Regions from separate parts of the Homo sapiens genome. Here regions 1 and 2 are each linked to region 3. A link is a contact called in ENCODE Hi-C or POLR2A ChIA-PET data. All regions are on one chromosome and are shown on one strand. The core of a region is the stretch at or near the end of the contact, and the rest is flanking DNA. Distances in the headings are between cores, read along the strand shown. Region 1 holds the start of LASP1NB (LASP1 neighbor). Region 2 holds the start of PSMD3-AS1 (PSMD3 antisense RNA 1). Region 3 holds the start of CDK12 (cyclin dependent kinase 12).

Region 1 (2,743 bases), core at 115-2,614, 540 kb before region 3:
CTTGTTGCCCAGGCTGGAGTGCAATGGCACAATCTCAGCTCACTGCAACCTCCACCTCCCAGGTTCAAGCGATTCTCCTGCCTCAGCCTCCTGAGTAGCTGGGATTACAGGCATGTGCCACCATGCCCAGCTAATTTTGTATTTTTAGTAGAGCTGGAGTTTCTCCATGTTGGTCAGGCTGGTCTTGAACTCCTGACCTCAGGTGATTCACCTACCTCAGCCTCCCAAAGTGTTGGGATTACAGGCATGAGCCACCACACCCAGCCTTTTACTTTTTATTTTATTTATTAATTTATTTATTTTTGAGACGGAGTCTCGCTCTGTCACCCAGGCTGGAGTGCAATGGCACGGTCTCAGCTCACTGCGACCTCTGCCTGCCGGGTTCAAGCAATTCTTTAGCCTCAGCCTCTTGAATAGCTGGGATAACAGGCACCTGCCACCACGCCCGGCTAATTTTTATTTTTATTTTTTTTTTGAGACAGAATCTTGCTCTGTAGCCCAGGCTGGGGTGCAGTGGCGCGATCTCAGCTCTGCCTCCCGGGTTCAAGCAATTCTCTGCCTCAGCCTCCCAAGTAGCTGGGATTACAGGCATGCACCACCAAGCCTGGCTAACTTTTGTATTTTTAGTAGAGACAGGGTTTCACCATCTTGGCCAGGCTGGTCTTGAACTCCTGACCTTGTGATCCACCTGCCTCGGCCTCCCAAAGTGCTGGGATTATAGGCATGAGCCACTGCGCCCGGCTGGTCTCTGACACATCTAAGCTATGAACCATTAGGGTAAGTTTCTGACCATCTCTGAGCCCCATCTATGAAAGACTCATAGGGAGGTTGAAATTGCACCACATGTACGATATCTGGCCCAGTGTAGGAAATGTATAAATGTTAGCTTCATCCCTCAGGGAAGCCCACTGAGATCCACACGAAACTTTTGTCTGTGTCTCCCCATAATGTGACCTTTAGAAGTTGCCAATGGCCCACCCAATACCCAACCATGATTTTTCTGAGATAATCTGCCCGAGGTGTGTGAGAGGAAACGCGAAGAAGGCAGTCAGGAGGATTCACTCTTGGGGGAGCTGGGTAGGATCCTATCTCCTCCTACATCCAGAGCATGCAGGCTCCATTTAGATACAAAGGGGTGGGATTGGGTTCCTGGGGAGAAATTGAGCCCCTTTGATTCTGCGGTTCTGTGGGTCTAAATCTGGCATCTCCTTGGCTATCCACCCCCAGGCTTTGTGATTGGTTGGCTGTGGTTGGTGGGGGGGCAGGAAGCTGCTGGTGGAGCTGCAGCATCCTTCAGTCTCAGGCCCCTGGGAGGGGGAGGGGAAAGAACCAGGGCTGAGCTGTGGAGTGAAGGGGAGCCATTTCTCTCCACCGACTGCAACCTCCGTGCTCACAGCTCACGGTTCACCAGAATCCAGGGGCTTGGTCGGCCTAGGAATCCACAATGCTGGATATTTTCATCCTGATGTTCTTTGCCATCATAGGCCTGGTCATTCTGTCCTACATTATCTATCTGCTCTAGTGGCCTGGAGCTGCGGCCGGAGCCTGCTGGAGAACAGCTCAGAAGGAAGGATGGAGATGAATGGCCGAGTGCCCTGCTTGCTGACGCACCGGTGGATTTTTGCTTCTGCTGTTATCTCGGGTATTGATTCCAAAAAAAAAAGAAAAGAAAAAAAGAAAGAGTTTGCTTTCCTATTTTTTTTCTTAGACCACTCTGAAAAGAATAAGAAATGCCAGCTTCTTTCTTTGGGACCTAATTTAAAATAAGACTTTAAAAATTACAAATAAAATCCACAATGTAAACGATTTTTAGGCAGAACGGGTTGGGAATGATGGATGTGGTGGGGAGGGACTATTATTTCCTAATTTCTTCTTCAAGTTAGGTGCTCAAACTCAAGTTGTCTATTTTCTTCTGGTAATTAAAGGTAAAACACATCTTTGCATGTCAGCATACTTGCAATATAGTTGTTTACAACTATGCTTGTATAATTGCATTACTTAATGATTGACTCATTCTTATTTGAGGGTGAGACGGCAAATAAATTTTACTTGGGGTGGGGTTTTCGGGGAGATGTCCAACTGTGGGATATGGTGGAGAGGAGGGAGGAACTCCTGGTACTTTGCAGTTGTCCCCATCTGAGACTTTTTATTTCTGGGTTTCTTACAGCTCCTGGTCTCTCCAGTCCAACAAGAGGCCTCTCATCCACAGAAGCAGTCCTACTGCCCAGCAGACCTCTTTCAGAGCCTTCCAGACATGGCTGACCCCTGGCAAGCAAGGGGCTTTTTGAGCTGAGAGGCACTTGGCTGGGACTTCAGGAATTCATGGACAGGGCTGGCAGATACTGCATATGTTTGAGCTGTAGATGGGATTGAGAACAGAAAGTTGAAATGGAGACTTATTAAAGTTACCGTGGAGAACTGCTCAAAAATTCATTTTGAATTAAGGAAACTTAAATTCATTTTAAGTTTCCTTAGATCTAAATGCAACTGCACATTACACTCAAATATGTTCCTTCCTTCTCACACACAGGACTCCCTTGTGAAACTCAAGGGGAAGTTCAAGTTGTCCATCTTCATCTATGAAGTAGTCACTTTATCACTGTCTTTACAGATTGCACAGTCTGGGGTTTTGTGGTTTCTCTTGTCTCACTCTCCAGCCAGGAAGAACTTGTCATTTGAGTTTTTAAAATGTATCATTTCTTCCCCACCTCAAACCACTTGTATCCCAGTTTCTCATTTAAAG
Region 2 (2,700 bases), core at 13-2,512, 550 kb after region 3:
TGCCAGGCAACATGTTTAAGAATGTGGAGCTCCTGCCTTCCATGGTCCTGTTAAAAACCCACCCTCAAGGCCAGGTGCAGTGGCTCATGCCTATAATCCCAGCACTTTGGGAGGCCGAGGCGGGTGGATCACCTGAGGTCAGGAGTTCGAGACCAGCCTGACCACCAACATGGTGAAATCCCACCTCTACTAAAAATACAAAATTAGATGAGCATGGTGGTGCATGCCTGTAATCCCACCTACTTGGGAGGCTGAGGCAGGAAAATCACTAGAACCAGGGAGGCGGAGGTTGTAGTGAGCCGAGATCGTGCCATTGCACTCCAGCCTGAGCAATGAGCGAAACTCCATCTCAAAAAAACAACAACAAAAACCCACCCTCTACTCCCAGGGAGCTGGGTACAGAGCTGGGCCACATCAGTGCAAGGTGCTGAGCCACAGAGCTAAGGCGGAGCTGCAGGACCGCGGACCAGATAACAGTGTGTGAGATCAGTGTGTGAGATCAGACGTCCCTGCCATTGGTGACCACCAGGGGGCCCCCAAGCACCAGAGATGGCCCCATCCAGTCACCACATCCACTTCTCATCCAGAGATGTCTGTTTCTTGGCACGCTGGGGTAAATTAGGACAGAAGGTGACAGTCTTGGGTGTGGTCAGTCAGACTGCCCCAGGCAGGCCTTGTGGCCTGTAGAAAACGTTCAGGCCTAGGCCGGGCACGGTGGCTCACGCCTGTAATCCCAGCACTTTGGGAGGCCGAGGCGGGTGGATCACGAGGTCAGGAGATCGTGACCATCCTGGCTAACACGGTGAAACCCCGTCTCTACTAAAAATACAAAAAATTGGCCGGGCATGGTGGCGGGCACCTGTAGTTCCAGCTACTCGGGAGGCTGAGGCAGGAGAATGGCGTGAACCCGAGAGGCAGAGTTTGCAGTGAGCCGAGATCGCGCCACTGCACTCCAGCCTGGGCGACAGAGCAAGACTCCATCTGGAAAAGAAAAAGAAAACGTTCAGGTCTGAGCCAGAGGCCCAGGCTGTAATTCTGTCACTTACCATGACCTTGGGCAAGGCACTTCCTTCCCTGGCCCAGTTCACGGGGTTGGAATCGACTCCAAGGTCCCTTCCAGCATTAACGCTGCATGGTTCTAAGATGAGAAGATGGGGCAGTTTCCCCTCTCTCACCCCAGCCCGTGTCCACTTCAAGGTGAATGACCAGGGAAGTCACGTGTCCCAATCCCGCAGTTCCAAAGCCCTTGGGGACCCTACTGTCAGGGTCGTGCACGAGGAGGTGAAGGTCAGGTGAGCCAATCGCCTCGAAGGGTCTTGCCTCATTCGGGACAGACATCCGGTTTCCTCTGGCTCTACCGGGATTCTAGGGGCTTTAGCCGAATGAGTCATGGGGGGCGGGGGGGTTTCTGGGGGAGTTCCCAGCTAATCAACTTGGGACAGGACAGCCTGGAACTTTCGATGGTGCCTATCCAAGTGTGGGGTGGGCACAGCAGCCAAGACCCAATGTCCTTATCTCAGGTAGGGGCTCAGGAGGTCTCCCAGACAGGCAGCCTCCGGAGAGTTTGGGGGTAGGAATGGGAGCAACCAGCTTCTTTTTTTCTCTCTTAGAATTTGGGGGCTTGGGGGACAGGCTTGAGAATCCCAAAGGAGAGGGGCAAAGGACACTGCCCCCGCAAGTCTGCCAGAGCAGAGAGGGAGACCCCGACTCAGCTGCCACTTCCCCACAGGCTGCTGCCGCTTCCAGGCGTCTATCAGCGGCTCAGCCTTTGTTCAGCTGTTCTGTTCAAACACTCTGGGGCCATTCAGGCCTGGGTGGGGCAGCGGGAGGAAGGGAGTTTGAGGGGGGCAAGGCGACGTCAAAGGAGGATCAGAGATTCCACAATTTCACAAAACTTTCGCAAACAGCTTTTTGTTCCAACCCCCCTGCATTGTCTTGGACACCAAATTTGCATAAATCCTGGGAAGTTATTACTAAGCCTTAGTCGTGGCCCCAGGTAATTTCCTCCCAGGCCTCCATGGGGTTATGTATAAAGGCCCCCCTAGAGCTGGGCCCCAAAACAGCCCGGAGCCTGCAGCCCAGCCCCACCCAGACCCATGGCTGGACCTGCCACCCAGAGCCCCATGAAGCTGATGGGTGAGTGTCTTGGCCCAGGATGGGAGAGCCGCCTGCCCTGGCATGGGAGGGAGGCTGGTGTGACAGAGGGGCTGGGGATCCCCGTTCTGGGAATGGGGATTAAAGGCACCCAGTGTCCCCGAGAGGGCCTCAGGTGGTAGGGAACAGCATGTCTCCTGAGCCCGCTCTGTCCCCAGCCCTGCAGCTGCTGCTGTGGCACAGTGCACTCTGGACAGTGCAGGAAGCCACCCCCCTGGGCCCTGCCAGCTCCCTGCCCCAGAGCTTCCTGCTCAAGTGCTTAGAGCAAGTGAGGAAGATCCAGGGCGATGGCGCAGCGCTCCAGGAGAAGCTGGTGAGTGAGGTGGGTGAGAGGGCTGTGGAGGGAAGCCCGGTGGGGAGAGCTAAGGGGGATGGAACTGCAGGGCCAACATCCTCTGGAAGGGACGTGGGAGAATATTAGGAGCAGTGGAGCTGGGGAAGGCTGGGAAGGGACTTGGGGAGGAGGACCTTGGTGGGGACAGTGCTCGGGAGGGCTGGCTGGGATGGGAGTGGAGGCATTACATTCAGGAGAAAGGGCAAGGGCCC
Region 3 (2,821 bases), core at 250-2,749:
TGAAGATGGAATGACTTAAGGTAGGCGAAAGTTTTTTAAAAAGTAATAAATGAGGGGCCAGTGTAAGATAGTGTTATTTTCTTGTTAATTAATACTATGCTTTTCTTGTTCATATTATAATCTTTTGTATGAGGATGAAAGGCTAAATTATCCAATAACGGCCATGGGAGGATCTCAAGATGGGATGAGCTTTTAGGTTCTGAGATTTGAAGCAAAGATTGGTAAGGAGACAACACCATAGGATGGAAGAGCTTGTGTTTTAGTCTCAGAAAGACATGAATTTGAATGTTGACTGTGGCACTTGTTGGACCAAATTATTCAACTTCCCTGAGGCTGGGATTCCTTTTCTATAAAACAGGGATGAAAATCTCGTGTTTTGCAGGATAATTGTGAAAATTAGAGATAATGTATGTAAAATTCTTGGCAGGTAGCACACACCCTATATGTGGGAAGCACTGTTAAAACACTCAGGGACTTGGGTTGAAATGTCCCGACATTTGTCTTTTGCTCTGTAAAAAATAATCTCAACCGGGCGCGGTGGCTCAAGCCTGTAATCCCGCCACTTTGGGAGGACCAGACGGGCAGATTGCTTCATTCTAGGAGTTCAAGACCAAGGATCGCGGATTGCTTGAGTCTAGGAGTTCGAGACTAGCCTGGGCAACATGGCGAAACCCCATCACTACGAATAATAGAAACAAATTAGCACGGCGTGGTGGCGCGACTCTATAGTTCCAAGTACTCGGCAGGATGAGGTGGGAGGATTGCTTGAGCCCAGGAGGTGGAGGCTGCAGTGAGCCGAGATCGTGCCACTGCACTCCAGTCTGGGCAAAAGAGAGAGAACTTGTCTCAAACAAACAAAAAAATGGCCCGGCGCGGCGGTTCACGCCTGTAATCCTAGCACTTTGGGAGGCCGAGGCGGGAGGATCACTTGAGGTCAGGAGGTCGAGACCAGCCTGGCCAACATGGTGAAACCCTGTCTCTACTAAAAACAAAAAAGTTAGCCGGGCGTGGTGGCGGGCGCCTGTAATCCCAGCTACTCGGGAGGCTGAGGCAGGAGAATCGCTTGAACCCAGGAGGTGGAGGTTGCAGTGAGCCGAGATCGCGCCACTAACACTCCAGGATGGGCTACAGAGCGAGACTCCGTCTCAAAGGAAAACAAAAAACAAACAAAAAAAAGTCATCCTGGTAGTTAAAAGATTTGTTAAAAAGGATGTTGAAATTATTTTGTCACGGAGCCTGGGAGTGTTTGTTTAATCAGTTACCGATAAAGTTTTGGTTAAAAAAAAAAAACTCGGTTTGTTCCGTTTCAATAAAGCTTTGCTCAAACGGGGAGCTCCGGGAGCTCATCGCGAGACTCAGGTGAAACGCGTTTCTAGTTTGGGACCTGATCTCGCGTTGTTTGATAAGCAGGGGAATGAGGTGAAAGCGAAGCACGAAACATCGCGAGAGGCTACTGGACTCTCGCGACGATTTCTGGGATTGCCCCTCCCCCCTTCCCCAAGTGCCGTTTCGGTTTAATCTAGTGTGTGACTGGGTCTGTGTGAGGGAGAGAGTGTGTGTGGTGTGGAGGTGAAACGGAGGCAAGAAAGGGGGCTACCTCAGGAGCGAGGGACAAAGGGGGCGTGAGGCACCTAGGCCGCGGCACCCCGGCGACAGGAAGCCGTCCTGAACCGGGCTACCGGGTAGGGGAAGGGCCCGCGTAGTCCTCGCAGGGCCCCAGAGCTGGAGTCGGCTCCACAGCCCCGGGCCGTCGGCTTCTCACTTCCTGGACCTCCCCGGCGCCCGGGCCTGAGGACTGGCTCGGCGGAGGGAGAAGAGGAAACAGACTTGAGCAGCTCCCCGTTGTCTCGCAACTCCACTGCCGAGGAACTCTCATTTCTTCCCTCGCTCCTTCACCCCCCACCTCATGTAGAAGGGTGCTGAGGCGTCGGGAGGGAGGAGGAGCCTGGGCTACCGTCCCTGCCCTCCCCACCCCCTTCCCGGGGCGCTTTGGTGGGCGTGGAGTTGGGGTTGGGGGGGTGGGTGGGGGTTGCTTTTTGGAGTGCTGGGGAACTTTTTTCCCTTCTTCAGGTCAGGGGAAAGGGAATGCCCAATTCAGAGAGACATGGGGGCAAGAAGGACGGGAGTGGAGGAGCTTCTGGAACTTTGCAGCCGTCATCGGGAGGCGGCAGCTCTAACAGCAGAGAGCGTCACCGCTTGGTATCGAAGCACAAGCGGCATAAGTCCAAACACTCCAAAGACATGGGGTTGGTGACCCCCGAAGCAGCATCCCTGGGCACAGTTATCAAACCTTTGGTGGAGTATGATGATATCAGCTCTGATTCCGACACCTTCTCCGATGACATGGCCTTCAAACTAGACCGAAGGGAGAACGACGAACGTCGTGGATCAGATCGGAGCGACCGCCTGCACAAACATCGTCACCACCAGCACAGGCGTTCCCGGGACTTACTAAAAGCTAAACAGACCGAAAAAGAAAAAAGCCAAGAAGTCTCCAGCAAGTCGGGATCGATGAAGGACCGGATATCGGGAAGTTCAAAGCGTTCGAATGAGGAGACTGATGACTATGGGAAGGCGCAGGTAGCCAAAAGCAGCAGCAAGGAATCCAGGTCATCCAAGCTCCACAAGGAGAAGACCAGGAAAGAACGGGAGCTGAAGTCTGGGCACAAAGACCGGAGTAAAAGTCATCGAAAAAGGGAAACACCCAAAAGTTACAAAACAGTGGACAGCCCAAAACGGAGATCCAGGAGCCCCCACAGGAAGTGGTCTGACAGCTCCAAACAAGATGATAGCCCCTCGGGAGCTTCTTATGGCCAAGATT

Evidence for each region. Hi-C counts contacts between places; a loop is a spot of excess contacts on that map. ChIA-PET counts read pairs that join two places held with the same protein, here RNA polymerase II (POLR2A). Pooled maps may share reads with other maps.
Region 1: a pooled map shows a loop between it and region 3 (4-fold over the local background). The contact joins the promoter of LASP1NB here to the promoter of CDK12 in region 3. A Hi-C loop is called at or near these places in 3 of 50 pooled maps. POLR2A ChIA-PET finds 5 or more read pairs at or near these places in 4 of 52 experiments (GM10248, GM12878, H1 and 1 more).
Region 2: a pooled map shows a loop between it and region 3 (2.5-fold over the local background). The contact joins the promoter of PSMD3-AS1 here to the promoter of CDK12 in region 3. A Hi-C loop is called at or near these places in 1 of 50 pooled maps. POLR2A ChIA-PET finds 5 or more read pairs at or near these places in 4 of 52 experiments (PC-9, activated B cell and activated CD4-positive, alpha-beta T cell).

Annotation. Positions count from the first base shown.
Region 1 is chr17:38,924,250-38,926,992 of GRCh38, forward strand. LASP1NB (LASP1 neighbor) reads left to right here and starts at 1,365. Exons shown (of 2, transcript NM_001414697.1): 1 at 1,365-1,642; 2 at 2,168-2,743. The coding sequence starts at 1,445. The coding sequence ends at 1,522.
Region 2 is chr17:40,013,379-40,016,078 of GRCh38, forward strand. It overlaps PSMD3-AS1 (PSMD3 antisense RNA 1), which reads right to left and starts at 1,263. Exons shown (of 3, transcript NR_198981.1): 1 at 1,176-1,263; 2 at 860-981. CSF3 (colony stimulating factor 3) reads left to right here and starts at 2,062. Exons shown (of 5, transcript NM_172219.3): 1 at 2,062-2,136; 2 at 2,313-2,467. The coding sequence starts at 2,097. RefSeq lists an enhancer at 1,972-2,471.
Region 3 is chr17:39,459,987-39,462,807 of GRCh38, forward strand. It overlaps CDK12 (cyclin dependent kinase 12), which reads left to right and starts at 1,500. Exons shown (of 14, transcript NM_016507.4): 1 at 1,500-2,821. The coding sequence starts at 2,086. RefSeq lists enhancers at 1,277-2,201, 1,562-1,611, 1,702-1,761, 1,927-2,821, 2,152-2,281.